Regions from separate parts of the Homo sapiens genome. Here region 2 is linked to region 1. The links are chromatin contacts, found by Hi-C in ENCODE. All regions are on one chromosome and are shown on one strand. The core of a region is the stretch at or near the end of the contact, and the rest is flanking DNA. Distances in the headings are between cores, read along the strand shown.

Evidence for each region. A loop is a pair of places that touch in the nucleus more often than their neighbours do. Pooled maps may share reads with other maps.
Region 2: a loop to region 1 is called in a pooled map, with 14 times the contacts of the local background. The contact joins the promoter of CHORDC1 here to the promoter of PCF11 in region 1. A Hi-C loop is called at or near these places in 3 of 50 pooled maps.

The regions. Positions count from the first base shown.
Region 1 is chr11:83,155,196-83,159,838 of GRCh38, reverse strand. PCF11 (PCF11 cleavage and polyadenylation factor subunit) reads right to left here and starts at 2,708. Exons shown (of 16, transcript NM_001346413.3): 1 at 2,208-2,708. The coding sequence starts at 2,399. RefSeq lists silencers at 1,543-1,602, 3,053-3,132 and enhancers at 2,403-2,652, 1,949-2,738, 2,803-2,852.
Region 2 is chr11:90,220,811-90,225,453 of GRCh38, reverse strand. CHORDC1 (cysteine and histidine rich domain containing 1) reads left to right here and starts at 2,405. Exons shown (of 11, transcript NM_012124.3): 1 at 2,405-2,563. The coding sequence starts at 2,500. It overlaps LOC124902812 (a long non-coding RNA gene), which reads right to left and starts at 2,295. Exons shown (of 2, transcript XR_007062978.1): 1 at 2,034-2,295.

The DNA of each region.
Region 1 (4,643 bases), core at 1,459-3,958:
TGGGAGGAGTCAAATTAAGTGTGAATCCTTTAAGTTTAGTAACGCAGAGAAGCTAAAGAATAAGGACACAAACATTCACCTCCAAAACACAAAACCAGGCCAGTTTGCTACCAAATAACGGAAATCCCTCCCCTCACCCTCGATCCCAACCCAGATTAAGATAGATCCCCCAAAGTGACTTTTACATCTTTTCCTCAACCTGGCTTTACAAAAATAACCAGGAAACGTGTGCCCCCAAAATTTCAGCTGTCTTTTACCAGCAAAGAGCTCATCTATTTTCATCACTGTGTAGCGATATACAAACACAAGTTTTATGTGGTCACTATATTCAGCATTTAGTTTTCGGTTCTCGAAGGTCTTCCGGATCCATTAAAAACCAGCAAGGTTCTTTGAGTGACAACCTGAGCTGCTAAATATTAGGCGCTGTGGAATATTAAATCCCAAGATACGAGGTAATTAGATTTTAAAAATCAATGTTTTTGCCTTAAAAACACAAGTGCTTTAAGGCATTTAATGTCAAGTTAAGCCTTCAACAAGGCAAAAACTAAGTTTTCATGTCCAAGATGTTTGTGGTATCAATAAAAAGCATGTTGAGTATGACGAATGCTTCCTTTTTAAATCTCACACTTAAAAAAAAAAGCTGTTTTACATACACTTTCACAGGAAAAAGTGAACGAAAACTTGTATCTTAGCTGTCAGACTGAGCATGATAAACTTGTTGAGGTCCTTAAAAGGAAAAAGAAAAAAAACCCTTCCTTTTCGTCCTCTTTAAATTATGAAAGGACCACCTGAAACCGTGTATCTTGTGAAGAGGTTTACCCAAAAGAGTGGATGGAACCTAAAGAAGAATGAACCCAAGTCACTTAAAGACTTTTGTTTAAAACACACAACCACGTAGATAAAAATAAGTCTTGGAAACAGATTCTACACCTTACAAAGGTAAATAAAAAAGACAAATACATATTTTATATGTTTTATTCACAAATTTTATAATACCAGTCACACATTTCAAAACCATTTATTAGAGTCAGACCACTCAAGTTTTACACTAGACAGAAACCGTCTCTAAACAATATATTGGTGGTTGTTGTTAAAGTGGCCTTTAAAAAGGGGTTCACTCTGCTAAAAGGAGGCTCATCCTGATAATTGCAATCACTAACAACTAGAAAAAACTAAACCGTGAGTACAAGCTTGAAAAATAAAATGTAGCACTGGGACGCTATTAAAACTCATTGTAACTAAGTTGAACAGTAACTTTACTTAAATGACATATCGCTCCCATATGAATCCACAGAAGAGGAGGACTACAGGGAAATATAAGGTGGCAGAGGACCACTTCTGTCAAGGGGTAAAGAAAAACACTCCTTCGCTATCAGGGAAGGGAGAAAAAGAGAAAAGGAAGAGGAGGAGGGACTGAACTTTTCAGAGAAACTGCAAGTACTTGTTACCCTCTGGGCCAGTTCTCCACCTACAGGTTGGATAAGATCTCCTCCCCCCACCCAAACCCCACCCTCAACCCCACTTGCCCCTATTTTGGGACAAATTAGACCCTCCAATAGGAGAATAAAAGTTTTATCTAGCCGCCCCCACCCCAAAATGGGGCTGACGGGAGTGAGCAGCTGCCTGGCTGGCAGGGAATGGATTCTCCTCTCTTCCCTTTCGCATCATGTGCTTTTCAGGCGCCATGTTGGGCTCCTAACAGGCGGCTGCTCCACTCGGGGCCAAATCCCTATTCCCACCCACCAACAGCTCGCTCCCAGGTCCCCCTTCACCTCCTTCCAACCCACAGAACACAATTACCAAAAAGGGTGCTTGGGGAAAATGGGAGACCCACTCTCCCACTTCCCAGGGAATTAAAATGGCTTATGTTAACTCTTACTTCCCCAAACCACAAACTGCCTTTAAGTCTCCCCCACCCCAAAGGGCTCTATTCAAAGCGTGTGTGTGTCGGGATATACAATGCGGTGGCCTAAAAAGGGAGTTGGAAAGCGGAAGTGGGACTCCACCCTTTATCCTCCCCACTCCCTCCCCCCCAGAGGCCCATGCTCGAAGCCTGGGCCAAAGACCGAGCCTGAGTTGGAGGGGGGTGGGGGGGTTGGAGAGAAGGAACACTGTCCCCCTTGGGATGGAAGCGAGACCTGGGATGAGGCTGACACTAAAATCAGGGAGTATTAGAAGTAATAGGAGGCTGCGGGGTGTATAAAAACCTTGGCGGTTTGGGCCTCGATGAGAGAGACGATCTCCTTGGCGAAGGGCAGGTTCTCCTCGGCTAGAATGGTCAGCATATTGATGTGCGGCTTGCTATTGAAGGTCAGGTCTTCGAGCGATGACTGATAATCCCGACAGGCGTCCTCCCGGGCCCCCGCAGCACCGGCCTCGGCCGGCGTCTGCTCTGACATTGCGCCGCGGCCCCCCTCCGAGGTCCGCTGCAGCTGAAGCTGAAGCCGCTCTGGATACCCCGCCTCCCTTCCGACTCCTCTTCCTCTCCCCGGCTCTCTCGCGGCTCCGGCTTCACCACATGCTGACCGCGGAGGGGGGATGGGGGACGACACAGGGGGAACCTCGGGTATGAAACGCCGCCGTCTCGCGGGTGATCTCCGTCCACTTCCAGCCGCCACAGAAGCTTCTTTCTCCACAGACACAAAATGGCGGCGGCAGTGGCGGCTCCAGCTCCGAAAATGTCTGTGTTCCCAACCGCTGCGTCGTGCGAAATGAACTAGGGGAGGGGAAATGTGCGGTAAAAGGGCGGGGCCACTGATAAAACCAGGCGTGATTGGCTGTCCCGGCAACGTCACGAGCCCCGCCCCCGGCCCTTCCGCAGGACGCCCTGGCACCGCCTTCTTCTCCGGCCTCTACCCGGACTTTCGCAACATCTACTGCTCGGAGGCGCACTGGAAAAGACGGCCCTTCTCATTGGCCGATTCATAAGGGACTGTTCGGTCATTTGTTACCATAACAACCCATTCAGGGAAGCCAATAGGCCTGGGAAGGCAGTTCCCGCGGCCCAACCCAACCACTTTGAGAAGAAGACTCAGCCGTCCCCTCTTCGTCCCTCCCTCTAGCTTCCCAGCCACTGAGCGGGCCTGTCAATCATCTTTCCTCCCGCCTGCCCCGTAGCTGCTACCGACGGTGGGGGTTGGAGGGAGCGGGGGTTGGAGGGAGCGGAGGCTTTCTGCCGCCGCACCCCCTCTCCCTTAGCGTCTCAGGTGCTCTGGAGAGCCAGGGCGGGTCCAGCTGCCCCTCTGGGAACTGGGAAGTGGGAGGGAGGTGCCCAATTTACCCGGAACTTCGGAAAGCACTGCTGGAGAGTTTCTTCCAGCACGCCGCTTCCCACACCCACAAAAATACCTAGGCGAGCTTGCCTGACTTGAATCCCCAGGAAAATGCCTTTTATTTAGAGATTAAGTGTGAAAGGCTTTTTCCTTGGGGGTTTGGAGGAGCTCTTTAAGGAGCCCACTATGAGCTCTAGGAAGAGTTTTTCACAACAGCCACACCCAGCTGGACCGTAATATCTCCACTGTGAATCTGCATTTCAGAACCTCCTTAGCATACACTATTTGGGGCACGTAGGAAAACACACACGCGCATGCACTTTTGTTTTAAACTTGTGGGGCTGTCTTCCCAGGTTGGAAATGATGCTCGTAAAACACACAAAGCTTTCAAATAGTTCACCGTGGAGCTGCGACATAACACAAACCAAACGTAATTTTTTCATTGAGTAGCGATATTGACCTAAATATAAGCTTTTAAAATGTGTCAATTACGGGCTGGGCGCGGTGGCTCACGCCTGTAATCCCAGCACTTTGGGAGGCCGAGGCGGGCGGATCACGAGATCAAGAGATCGAGACCACCCTGGCCAACATGGTGAAACCCCGTCTCTACTAAAAATACAAAAATTAGCTGGGCGTGGTGGCGTGCGCCTATAGTAGTCCCAGCTACTCGGGAGGCAGAGGCAGGAGAACCGCTTGAACCCGGGAGGTGGAGGTTGCAGTGAGCCGAGATCACGCCACTGTACTCCAGGCTGGTGACAGCGAGAGTCTGTCTCAAAAAAAAAAAAGTGTCAATTACCTAAAATTGCTTTTCCATTGCCTTCCGTAGGCTACTAGGCATTTGAGAGATAATTTGTTGCTCCCCAGAAGAAATTGCTCTTAAAAAATAAACTTAGCCGGGCATGGTGGCGGCCGCCTGTAATTCCAGCTACTTGGGAGGCTAAGGCAGGATCACTTGAACTCGGGAGGCAGAGGTTGCAGTGAGCCGAGATCGCAACACCGCACTCCAGCCTGGGCGACAGAGTGAAACTCTCTCTCAAAAAACAAACAAACAAACAAACTACTCTTTACTTGTCCCATATAAAGTAACATTTTCATTTCTTCTTTTTGTTTCTTTGAGTTTTTTAGCATCTTTATTGTTGTCTAATTGAAACATAATGAACTGCATAAAGTGTGCTGCAAAGGTTAAGTTTTGACATGTATTTTCCATTTTTTTCTTAGCATGATATCACACATGAATGAAAAGTAAAACCTGGGGAGGAAAACTGGTCTTCCCTCATTTGAAGCTAAGAAGTATTGTTAAATAAGTATTTATAATCTCAATAATTTCACACTATTGTTAGTGGTGCTATTTAGATATACTAGAAAGTTTCA
Region 2 (4,643 bases), core at 1,156-3,655, 7.1 Mb before region 1:
TGCCTCCCCGGTTCAAGTGATTCTCCTGCCTCAGCCTCCCGAGTAGCTGGGGTTACGGGCATGCGCCACCATACGCAGCTAATTTTTTTGTATTTTTAGTAGAGACAGGGTTTCGTCATGTTGGTCAAGCTGGTCTCAAACTTCTGACCTCAGGTGATTCACCTACTTTGGCCTCCTAAAGTACTGGGATTACAGCCGTAAGCCACAGCACCCAGCCCAAGATAATGGAGCTTAATTAAACTTAACTGAATTGTTTTAAGAAATATTTTTAAATGCAGAAAAAGAGAGTAGTATGATAAACATTCATTTTGCACCAAGAATAATTGACAATTGTTTTAAGTTAACATATTTATTTAAGTCTTTTGTTAATAACAAGATAGTCAAAGTTAAAGCATATTTTGATATGTATGGGGGTAAAGAAGGAAGGGAAGATATATTCAAAGTGTATATAAAATATACATGTAAATTCTAGAAAGTTTTTCAAACAGTGGGTGTTAGTCAGCACTGAAGTGTTGGAATGGAAATGTAAGTGGAGGTGGGATTGAAACAGGCTGTTGCTGTAACACTGTTTTTCTTAATCATAAGAATGATTTAATTTTATAGTTTCTCAAAATACCCAAGGGAGGAACATAAACTCCTATATATAACACGACTCTTTTTAAACATATATATCTATAAATGCTTGGGGTGTCAGGAAACACTGAAAATAAATTTACCAAAGAGTTATTTTAGCCATTCAGTACTTATTGCTGGGTGGTGGAATTATTGTTGACTTTGTTCTTAGTATACTTCTGCGTTTTCCAAATTATCTACCATAAGCAATTATATTCTGATTGTAAAATGCTACAGATGAAAAACTAGAAATAAACATTAAAATTATTTAAAAGGTTTAGTTCACTAACAATCCTGGTAATGTTGCATTGATACTAGGATACTCAAGACAACAGATTTGGTCACAACTAAAACTTTTTAGAGCTCTCCACTTACTCATTTCCAATTGTGTATGATCAATTTCTACGGTCTATTACATTCACAGCCGGTGCAATTGTAAATTGGTACCACCTTTCGGAAAGCAATTGGCTCTATATATCTTTAAAATCTTAAAGTTATTTAAAAAGCCTTATGCCCTTTACCCCAGAACTGTCGCTTTCCAAAAATTTTCCTAAAGGGGGAAATTCGAAATAAGAAAAACAATACACAGGTTGAGCACTGTAACTTATATATAATAAAGTTGGGGAAATTAGAGAAAGGTTAAATTACAGTGCATTTATTCAACAGAATACTCCGTCATTTGTAACAATGACTATGAAACAAAATAGAAAAATACTCACGTTAGGTTAAATGAAGAAAACATACCTATCTATGGTGGATCACAATATGAAAATTTAATACTTCTAGGTAGAAGAAGAGAAAGAGAATATGAAAAACTAAAAAGTCTTTAGGGGTAGGAGGACGTGAGCAGATCTCTAAATAACCTTGAGATCAATGGAAACAGTGTATAGATTTTTAGGTTCACTTATAAGCTGCTGATCTTATTTTAAGATCCTTCAGTATATGTTATCAAAAAGTGTTTGCTTTTCTTGCAAACGCCCATGTTTGGGAAATATGCAAGTTGAAGCCAATGCATTACTGTACTTTTTATAATGCACCTGAAGTTTTACTAGCTGTTCCAAGAGTGGTGTACTGAGTATTGATAAATCGTTTAAGTGGAGGCTCACATGAAATATTAACTATTACCCCAGGGCTTTAGAGCAACTGTGATCAATTCTGGCACAGCATCAGATCCATAATTTTCTTTGCTACTCTGATTTCTACGTTTTTTGTATTTTCAAAGTAATGTGACCGCAACTGTTAAGTTATTAAAATTGCTCCTGAGATGAGGGCACTCGAGACACAAACACACGGAGAGGTTCGTCCGCTATTCCTCTCATTTACTAAGCTCACACGTCTACCCTGAGGATTTGGAAACACTGTATGATTCTGCACTTACTGTGCACTTATCCCTTAGTGCTAAGGGGTAAACAGATACCCACCGGGCTGTCTAAGGCGCAGCCTCAAGGCAAGGAAGAAGGGTGCTGGGTCGCAGGGGATGAGAGGGCGGGGCGGCCACTTTGCTGCAGGAGATACCCAAAGCCAGTTAGCACTGAGGAAGTCAGAAGAGAATTGTCAGTCTCTCGGACACCTTCATTTTCTGCCCCGGAAATTTCTCCTCCGCTGTTGTCTGGGCTCCACTTCCGACCCCCAGTTGCTACCAGCTGTAGTCCGACCTATCGTGGCCCGGGCTAGTGCCAGCCTCCCGCCGCTACCTCCGCCTCGTCCCTTCTCCTCTGCGCCTGCGCGACCGGAAAATTCGCGAAGGTTCCTGAAACGCAACGGATCGTTTCCGGAAGCCGGTAGCCGCCTCAGTCGTCAGACCGGTGCTAGCGACACGGGAGTGGCAAACGCATCCTCTTGCCGTTCCCGGTGTTTGGGCCTTGCCTGTGACGGTGGGAAAAGAAAATGGCCTTGCTGTGCTACAACCGGGGCTGCGGTCAGCGCTTCGATCCTGAGACCAATTCCGACGGTAAGAGGAACGCGCCGCCAGCCCTCCCTCCCCTCCACCTCATCAGCAGGGGAGGCCCTTTGGGCCGGAGGGTGTCCGCGGATCTCCTGCAGCCGTCCTCGCGCGGCCCCAGGTCCATGCCCCTCCTGGGCCTCCCTTGGCTGCCCGCGCAGCCCGCCGGCCGCCCCTCTGTTGCGCCGCGTTCCCTTGGCGAGCGCCCGGCCCCGGCGCCTGACTGTCCTCTGCCACTGCGGAGAGAGACGCTCCCATGGATCCACGTGTTTCCCCCGTCGTCCCCGCACTCCTTTTAAGTCGCCTGGAATTTAGAACGAACACGTTTCTCCTCTGGCCCTCCAGTCTCTGGGGAAGCAAAAATTAACGAGGTACTGGTGAGCTTGCTTTGTAGTTCCCGAAGTAGTGATGGCTGTGATTGCCTGCGCGAGAGGGAGAGGTGGCCGGGATGAGCAGCGGGTTGTCCTAGCATGTAAGCTCTGCCTTGTAGAAGTTTGTGTTCAGTCGATCCGCTGTTACAAACCTCTTACAAGTGTTCTTGGTAAGGGACATTACTCTGTATCTTCACGCTGTTTTGATAGGTTCATCCTGGTGGTACGTTAGTTATCTTTTTATTACTAGCGGCATTTGTTGCTTGTTCTTCTTGTGGCCTCCACGTTTTACTACCATGCCTACTCCCGTATAAAATGAGTGAATGTCATCTACAGCACCTAGATGTCGAGTTAAGGATCCAAAGCGAAAATGACTATTAGGTGAAGGACGGGAAATGATCAGTGAATTGAAATTTTGATTGACAAAGAAGTGAGATGATTCCTTGCGTATCGTGAGAAGTGACAACACGTTTTCAGATTGAACTAGCATTTAGTTTATATTTTCTGCATGCCAGCCATTATTGCTTTATCTTATTTAATCTTCATAACCACCCTGGGACGCATGTAATGTTAATTAGACCCATTTGATAGAGAAGCTCAGTTCAATGAGGTTGTATTAATAACATCCTTCATTATTGTGGAGGAGATGAAAACTGATGCCTTTTGAACTCTTCACCTCTGAGATGTTTGAAATACTTATTTTTGGCACACAGGTAAATTGATAGCGTTATTTAAAATAAGACCATTGATACAGAGTTTTAAGGAAAAGGAAAATCCAACCTATGCAATACTCAAGTTACCGCCACTGACATTTTTATGATGCAAATATGATGCTACTCATGAGGAAAATTGTGAGATTTCAGTCGATGACAAAATCGAGAAACGATTTTAAAGCCCTTTGGTGTTGGCAGCCTATGTAAAACATTAATTGCACTTATGTCTGCAGATATTCTACTTTAATATAGAATACAGGGGAAAGACTGACGCTTTGCTTATGAGACAATAAAGTTCAGGGGCGATAGTCATTTGTTGGAAGTCTGTATCCATGTGTGAATTGGTGCAGTGCCTAGGAAACAGAAAGCGACCAGGAAAACCGTCTCAAAACTTGGGTGGTCAGCAGTACTAGTTACAGCAGAGAAATTCCAATAAGTATATTTACTTTAGCGAAATGACGGTTTTTTTAGAGACTTAGAATACATTTTTCAAGTAAACTGATTGAGTGAATGGAAGGAGAAGAAAATGGAGATACGGAGTAGGAGACAAGAACTAAATAGAAAGGTTGGTTAGGAGGTTTTTTAGGAAGAGGTTTGACCTTGTACAGTTGACAGAAATAAGTTAAAAGAGGTAAATACACAAGCAAGTTCCATTTTGCGTAAGCCAGATGTTGGATCTGTCATCTTTAAATATTTCTTAATCTACACTAAATGCTTTTTTTCTCGGTGCTGTGGCATAATTACCGTGCTCGTTGACTTATAGTCTCATGATTTTTTTTTCCCCCTAGAGACAGAAATTAGACTCCCTTTTAAGCTGATAGAACGTTTTAACTTGTAACTGAAGTTAAAGGGTGTTTAAGGGAGACACAGTTGGTAACTTACATATGTTAAACACTTATTCTAGAATAAACACAGCTTCACAAACGGTATTTTTTTTAATCGACGTATACGAGGAAAACTGAAGGAACTACTAGCGAGTAGCTCAGTGAGAAATTTAGCCAGGGT